Linked DNA regions of Homo sapiens: region 2 is linked to region 1. The links are chromatin contacts, found by Hi-C or POLR2A ChIA-PET in ENCODE. All regions are on one chromosome and are shown on one strand. The core of a region is the stretch at or near the end of the contact, and the rest is flanking DNA. Distances in the headings are between cores, read along the strand shown.

Region 1 (3,681 bases), core at 1,013-3,512:
TTAGGCAGGAGAACTGCTTGAGCCTGGGGAATTCGAGGTGGCAGTGAGCTATGACCAAGCCACTGTTCTCCAGCCTCAGAGCAACAGGGCAAGACCCTGTCGAAAGAAAGAAAGGAAGAAAGGAAGAAAGATCTCCTTCTGACCCCCTGCGAGTACAATTTGCATGGTATTAAAAAATGAGAACATAAAAGGATTTAAATTATCTGCTCCTTATTAAGTTAGGGAAAGAAAAGATATCCTCAGCATTTTAAGATGAACCTCTCAAAAACTACTCAGAGTGGCAAGCGGATATAATCTACAGTGTTATTTGACAAGATTGCTCTTCCTAGTCACCACCCACCAAAAGGGAAAGCTTGGAGCTGATTGACTGGCAAGCCATTCATTTTCTGTGAAATAAGGGAAGCACTGGGGGCTTATACGGTAAGGTTATCAAGTATCTTACATCCAAACCTACTTTAAAATGACTGCCACATAGGTAGTGGTTTTACCGGATAGTAACATTTGCTATTTTAAGGTTCAATACGGTACCTTGTAGGCACTGAAAACCCAAGGGATTTTTCTTGGTGGTGATAACAGCTAGAGATAACATAAATTGCCTCTTATTTTGGTAACGAAGACTTGGCATGTTTTTGGTCACTATGGAGGTATCTTAATATAGTACACTAAAAATATAGGTAATCTATTAGTCCATTTTCATACTGCTATAAAGAATTGCCTGAAAGTGGGTAATTTATAAAGGAAAGAGGTTTGACTGACTCACAGTTCAGCATGGTTAGGGAGGCCTACAGGAAACTTACAGTCATGGCAGAAGGCAAAGAGGAAGCAAGGCACCTTTTTTTACAAGGTGGCAGGAAGGAGAAGTGTCGAGTAAAAGCGGAAGAACCCCTTATAAAACCATCAAATCTTGTGAGAACTCACTCACTAGGACGAGAACAGCATGGGGTAAACTGCCCTCATGATTCAATTACCTTGAATCTTGAGGTCTCTCCCTTCACACGTGGGGATTGTGGGGATTATGGGGATTACAATTCAAGATGAGATTTGGGTGGGGACACAAAACCTAACCATATCAGGTGAAGTATGACACCCGCTGTGTAGCCATTACGAATTTTGATGTATTTTCATAAGATTATTGTTATCATTAGATGAGCATTTGTTGCAAAAACAGAAGAGTTCACACCACTCACCCAACTTCCTGTAATGTTAGTACTCAAATAACCATGACACATTTACCAAAACTAAAAAATTACCACTGATACAGATGATTAACTAAACTACAGACTTCATCTGGAGTTCCCCACCATTTCTTGTGAATGAGAGACTTTAGCACCAATTTGAGCTAGAGGGTCCAAGCAGCCATAGCAGAACTACATTAATTCAGACTGGCTGGGACTAAACATAAAGATGGCTCAAACAAGCTCTAACATCTACCACTTGGCGTGCCAATACTTTGCATGCATGATCTAATTTCATCCTCCACAAAAATCCAGGTTGGGGGAGGGTAGTGGATACTATCACATGCACTTTGCAGATAAGACCGTGGGGCCTGGGATATCAGGCAATATGTGGAAGACAGCTGAGCTGGGAGACAACAGAGCCCAGATGTGAACTAAGACATCTCTGATTCAAAAACCCACGATCACGACCACAATGGCACAGACTGAAGTGCACCTAATCCAGGTGTGATGCAGAGACCGCCTCTTTCCACCAGCAGTCTTGCCCAGGACCCACCTTCCAAAGGTCATCTGGATCAACTGTAGCGGGTGACCATATGTGGGAGGTTGTCCCGTAACAATGACATGCGCCTCTCAATGACACGGGGTGTTCTGTGATGTGTGGAGTCAGTTTCCACCCTCGACACCCCTACCCTGCGTGTCGCAGGAGAAGCCCTCCCGGTCTCCAGCAGCCTCTGCGGCTCTCCTTCCTCCCGGGCTGGGAGTGGGGCGGCTCGCGGCTGGCCTGCTCCGGGGCCAGAGCAGCTGGGAGGGGCGCAGTGCAAACATCCCCACGCGCCTTTTGCTTTTCTTTCCTGAGTGGTTTAAGGCTTAATTAACGTGTGTAAAGTGATCTGAAATGCGGGAATAAAAAGAGCTGGGGAAGTGCAGAGTGTGGATGATTACCTGAGGCGAGACAGCTGAGAAAGGGAGGCCGAGGGAGACAAAGGGGGGTCTGGAGAGGCTGGGAGAGGCCTTCCCGCAGCAGCCAGCTGGTTGGCTGAGAGCCAGATTGGGCTGTTTTTTTGGCAGCGTTCTGCCCCACGCTTTCCTCTCAAGGCCTTCTTCGCAGCCCTGCTTGGTAGTCAGGCCCCAGGATAAATGATTCCTAAAGGGCCTGAGCCAGAACTGAGAAGGGGGTCTGAGAAACACAAGCTGTGGGCCATTCCATGACTGGCTCTGTAGGAGCCGGGGATGAGATGCCGCCCATTAGCCATTATTGCCAAAGCAAGCCCGGGTTTGGTCAACGAAGGAATAAATGTGATAGATATCAGAGAGACAAAGGAATCAAAGTGAGTTTTGTCCATTCCTCTTGACAAGCATAGATTCATAGGACTGATTTAGTGCTGTCACCGCTGAGGCAATAAATCCCTTATAAAATGGTGGGTAAAAGTAATGACATCCAAGTCACGTGTGATTTCACCATCTCCTAAGCCTGCGTTAGTGAAAGGGTGAGGCTATCGGTTTCATGGGGAATGTTAAGGCTTGTGACTTCATAGGGTGAAGACGGGTGGCATTTTATTGCAATTGGAAGCATACAAAGAAGCAAGTGGAAAATCTTTCTTTCAGTATAACCTGATACCACCTATATCTAGAAAGCTGGAGAGTGTTCCGGGGATCTTCCCAGTACAGTGAGGATTTCGGTGCATCCCTGTGTGTATATAAACGGTGGCGATATATACAGCCTATTCTAAACTGTTTATGATGATAGAGGGGAAAAAAGTTTGTTTGGATAATCCAAAGTTTATACTGGGCTTTCATCGTGTTTTAACGTTGTGCTTGGGCTGATAGTTGCGTAGTTATCCATCTTCTGAGCCTGCAAACCGAGGATGGGGCTACTGGTGGCACCCAAGCTTGGCAATCCAAGTGAAGAGAAGGATCCTCGCTTCCCCTGGCTTCAGTTAGGGAACTTCAGAGGACCCTAATTGTCCTGGCATGGGGTCAAGTGTCCAGCATGCTGTCAAGTGCCCACCCTGGGCTCAATCCTGCTGTTCCCACTCAACACCAGGACCATGGCGTGGAATGAGAAATCCCCCCAAAAGGAGCCAGGTTGCCACCCCGCTTTGTGTCTACTGCAACTGGGTAGTTAAAGTGGCCAGAAGACACTGTTGTCCTCAGCCTGTTGCAGGGGCAGCCAGGACCCCCCCGTAGTTATCCACTGTGTTCTTTTCTAGGCATTGCACTTCTGATGGATTCCTCCGAGAGTTGTGTCTGTGTGGTGCCTTTGGTGTGTGTAACATCACACATCACCCATGGATCACTGAAGGGTCATCTGAAGCCACCAACGATGAATTCCTTCAGGTCTGCATCTGAACTAGGATAATAATTACCTCCTAATAAGTCACCCTGCCTTCTGATATCTACAACATTTTGGATCGAAATCATCCTCCATACACTTTCTAGAATTATCCTGGTAAAACACAGTCTTTTACAATGTGATGGTTAATTTTATGTGTCAGCTTGACTG
Region 2 (3,662 bases), core at 285-2,784, 140 kb before region 1:
AAAACCCTTAAAAATGTTTCTTTGCTCTTTGACGCACATCTGGGAGTTTATCCTAAGGAAATAATTACAGATGAGGTGAAAAAGCTTTATCTAAGAATGTTCGTGGCAGAATCGTTCATAATTGTGAAACTCAGAAGCAATATAAACATCCAGAAAATTGGAATCTTTTAAAAAAGTTGAACGCTTTAAAAGAGATATAAAAATATATGGTGGACATGAGAAGACTTTTATTTCCATTAAGTAAAAAAAGCAGCACTTTTTTTTTTTAGTGGCAGGGCACAGTGGCTCACACCTATAATCCCAGCACTTTGGGAAGCCGAGGCAGGGGGACCACTTGAGGTCAGGAGTTCGAGACCAGCCTGGCCAACGTAGTGAAACCCTGTCTTTACTAAAAATAAAAAAAAAATTAGCCGGGTGTGGTGGTATGCACCTGTAGTTCCAGCTGCTAGGGCGGCTGAGGCAGGAGAATCATTTGAACCCAGGAGGCAGAGATTGTGGTGAGCCGAGATCGCGCCACTGCCCTCCAGCCTGGGTGACAAGAGTGAAACTTCGTCTCAAAAATATATATAAAATAAAATTAAAAGTAAAATAATTTAAAAAAGCAGTTTAGTGAAAAATGCAGTGTAGACCTGCATTGTGTAATACAATAGCCACCAGCAACGTGAGCACTTAAAATGTGACTAGTCTGGGCCAGGCACAGTGGCTCATGCCTATAATCCCAGCACTTTGGGAGGCTGAGGTGGGTGGACCACCTAAGGTCGGAATTCGAGACCAGCCTGACCAACATGGAGAAACCCAGTCTCTACTAAAAATACAAAATTAGCCGGGCGTGGTGGCACGTGCCTGTAATCCCAGCTACTCGGGAGGCTGAGGCAGGAGAATCGCTTGAACCTGAGAGGAGGAGGTTGTGGTAAGCTGAGATTGTGCCACTGCACTCTAGCCTGGGCAATGAGAGCAAAACTCCGTCTCAAAAAAAAAAAAAAAAATGTGACTAGTCTGAATTGAGAAGTGCTGTAAGTGAAGACTTAATATGGAAATAAAAGAATATAACAATATTTCATTAATTTTTATGTTGATTCAAGGTTGAAATGATAATATTTGGGGCATATTACTAACATTAATTTCCCCTGCTTTTTTTGTACTTTAAAAAAATGTGGCTACTAGAAAAACTTGAAATTTCATATGTGGCTCATATTTATTTTAGGACTTGTGACCACACAGTTTCTGTTACAACTGCTCACTTGCGTTGTAAGTCAAAGCAGCCATAGATGACATAGAAATGAATGGACATCTCCGTGTTCTAATAAAACTTTATTTATAAAAACAGGTAGCCAACCAGGAGGGCAGTAGTTTGCTTAACCGTGGTCTAGACCAGAGTTTCCTAACCTTGGGCCTTTTGACATTTGGGGCTAGGTAATTTGTTGTTGTTGAGGGCTGGCCTGTGCGTTTTAGGATGTTTAGCAGTATCTCTGGCCTCAACCACTAGATGCCAGTATCACCACCTGCCCCAGTTTTGACAACCTAAAATGTCTGCAGACATTGCTGAATGTCTTCTGTGGGGGAAAAATCACCCTGATTGAGAACCACTGGTCTAGCTCATATGATTTTATTTCCGAGAAAACAAAAATTGTGTGCATGTGTAGTGTTCTGGATGGGTACACACCAAGGTGCAGGAGTTACGTGTTTGGTTTTTTTCCCCATCTTTTCATTTTTTGCATTTTCTAAATTAAGCATAGGTTATTTAATATGTAAAAAGGAACAATCGTGGGGCTGCATGTGGTAACTCGGGCCTGTAGTCCCAGCTACTTGGGAGGCTGAGATGGGAGGATCGCTTGAGCCCAGGTGTTCCAGATGCTTCTGGGCAACATAGAGACCCCATTGCAAAAAAAGTAGGGGGATGGGGCAAATAAATAAATAAAACAATTGTGTAGACAAAGAAAGCCAAAAAGACAAAGATAAAATGAGACTCAGAAAGAAATCCACGTGTAGAAAAGAAAGTGAGAGTTGGGGGAGAATGCTACTTCATCCCCAAAAGACAAGTTCTCTACTTGGCCAGGCCCTCAACTGCCACTCCAAGATGTAATATCAAGGGCAGCAGATGTGGTTGGGCCAATGATCTCTGGGTTGATTATGGGTTTGGAAAAATACATCGGCCACACTGGAGTAGGCAGGCCCTCGCCTGGTGTGGTGTAACTATTTACCAAAAGGAAGCAGGCTTGATTTTGATGTACACACCACACCTCCTCAGGTGTAAGGCACACTGGGACCTCCACTGCTTGAGTCCACCAGGGAAAGGAGGAAGTAAGGAGTTAGACAAGATTTCAGAATGAAAAATTGAAACGCTGACTGCACTGAACTACTTCTCACAAAAGCCCAGGCAGTAACATTTTAGCAACTAAAAAATCAGTGCCAATTTACTGATATTTAAAATTCATGTTATTATAAATCAATTATTATTATAAGTAACTTTACTTTGTGCTTGCCATGCACCGGGCAGTGTACCTCATTTAATCTTCCATAATCTTCCTTATAGTGCTGAAAGGTAGGTGCTGTGCTTAGGATAGTTTTCCAGTTGTGGAACCCAGAGCTCGGAGATGGTAAGTTATATGCCTAAGTCCCACAGCTAGCAAGAGATGGAACCAAGGCTGTAGGCCACTCTCTGAGTTGACAAGTCATGCCCTTGTGATCTAAACTACAAGGGTGTACATTTTCTCTTGGGATTCAAGTTCTTATTTTGAAAGAAAAATACATAGCTCCTAAGAATTATGGTTTTTTGGAATTAGTCCTTTCCAGGAAAAAAAAGACTTTGCTCACTGTCATCATTGGTGAGAAGCTAATAAGCATGTCAAGTTCAGGTGTAGTTTGAGCAACTCAGTGAAGAGGTAGAGAGAGGTGAGGCAAAGATCTAGGCAGGAAGTGACCCTGAAAGCTGGGTGGCCTGATACTGGGATCTGGGTGGTGGGTCCATCAGAAAAGGGCCCCAGCCAGTGTCTGGAGAGATTGAGGGCATGACAGAGAGAGACTAGACTCCATAGAGAGGGCACTGGCAAGAGCTGGACAGGCCGCCATCATGGAAGAGGGGTGCTGGGAGGGAAACTGATTCAGAAGTACAATTCTCTGGTATGCAGGCACAGAAGTGCCAAGCAGCAGTCCTACAGCATGACCATGGACATTAACTCACTGACTGCTCTGTGTGGGAGTCGGTCAGCTCCAGAGCGGGGGTGAGGTGGCAGATGAAGGGTAGAGGTGATGCCAGGTGTCTGGAGTAGGGGAGGCAGGTGTGGCAGAAGCTGTGGATGGCCCCCAATGCCTGTTCTTCCCTTCTGCCTTGGTACTAGAGCTCCCAAATTTTATGAATAACTGGGCACATGGCCACCAACCTCCCTTGCAGCTCAGTGTGACCATGCCCTTCTTCTCCTACTATCCTTCCTCTGGTAGGGATGCAATGGCTGGAACTCCAGCAGCCATTTGAGACCATGAGGTGGGTTTGGCATGGTGGCTCATGCCTGTAATCCCAGCATTTTGGGACAGCAAGGTGGGAGGATAACTTGAGGCCAGGAGTCGAGACCAGCCTGGGCAACCAAAGTATAAATGCATCTACAGAAATTGTTGGTCCACACAGTGTCATAAGAATTTTGAAGGCCAGGCGTGGTGGTGGCTCA

The links. Hi-C counts contacts between places; a loop is a spot of excess contacts on that map. ChIA-PET counts read pairs that join two places held with the same protein, here RNA polymerase II (POLR2A). Pooled maps may share reads with other maps.
Region 2: a map of heart left ventricle shows a loop between it and region 1 (2.1-fold over the local background). The contact joins two enhancer-like sites. A Hi-C loop is called at or near these places in 18 of 168 maps with a recorded cell type or tissue (B cell, CD4-positive, alpha-beta T cell, CD4-positive, alpha-beta memory T cell and 12 more), 37 of 37 single-sample maps with no recorded cell type and 23 of 50 pooled maps. POLR2A ChIA-PET finds 5 or more read pairs at or near these places in 12 of 52 experiments (CD4-positive, alpha-beta T cell, OCI-LY7, activated B cell and 6 more).

Annotation. Positions count from the first base shown.
Region 1 is chr14:89,623,897-89,627,577 of GRCh38, reverse strand. The region is part of intron 1 of LOC105370617 (a long non-coding RNA gene); the gene reads right to left. Among named protein-coding and RNA genes, the nearest start is that of FOXN3-AS2, 50 kb to the right of the region's middle. RefSeq lists enhancers at 729-788, 1,460-2,033. Within about 2 kb of position 2,262, at least 10 of the 41 ENCODE cell types and tissues checked have a DNase peak (open chromatin) inside an H3K27ac peak, as active enhancers do; they include B cell, where a contact is called at or near this core.
Region 2 is chr14:89,765,788-89,769,449 of GRCh38, reverse strand. No RefSeq gene overlaps it. Among named protein-coding and RNA genes, the nearest start is that of EFCAB11, 190 kb to the left of the region's middle. RefSeq lists enhancers at 1,159-1,208, 1,998-2,267. Within about 2 kb of position 1,534, at least 3 of the 41 ENCODE cell types and tissues checked have a DNase peak (open chromatin) inside an H3K27ac peak, as active enhancers do; they include B cell, where a contact is called at or near this core.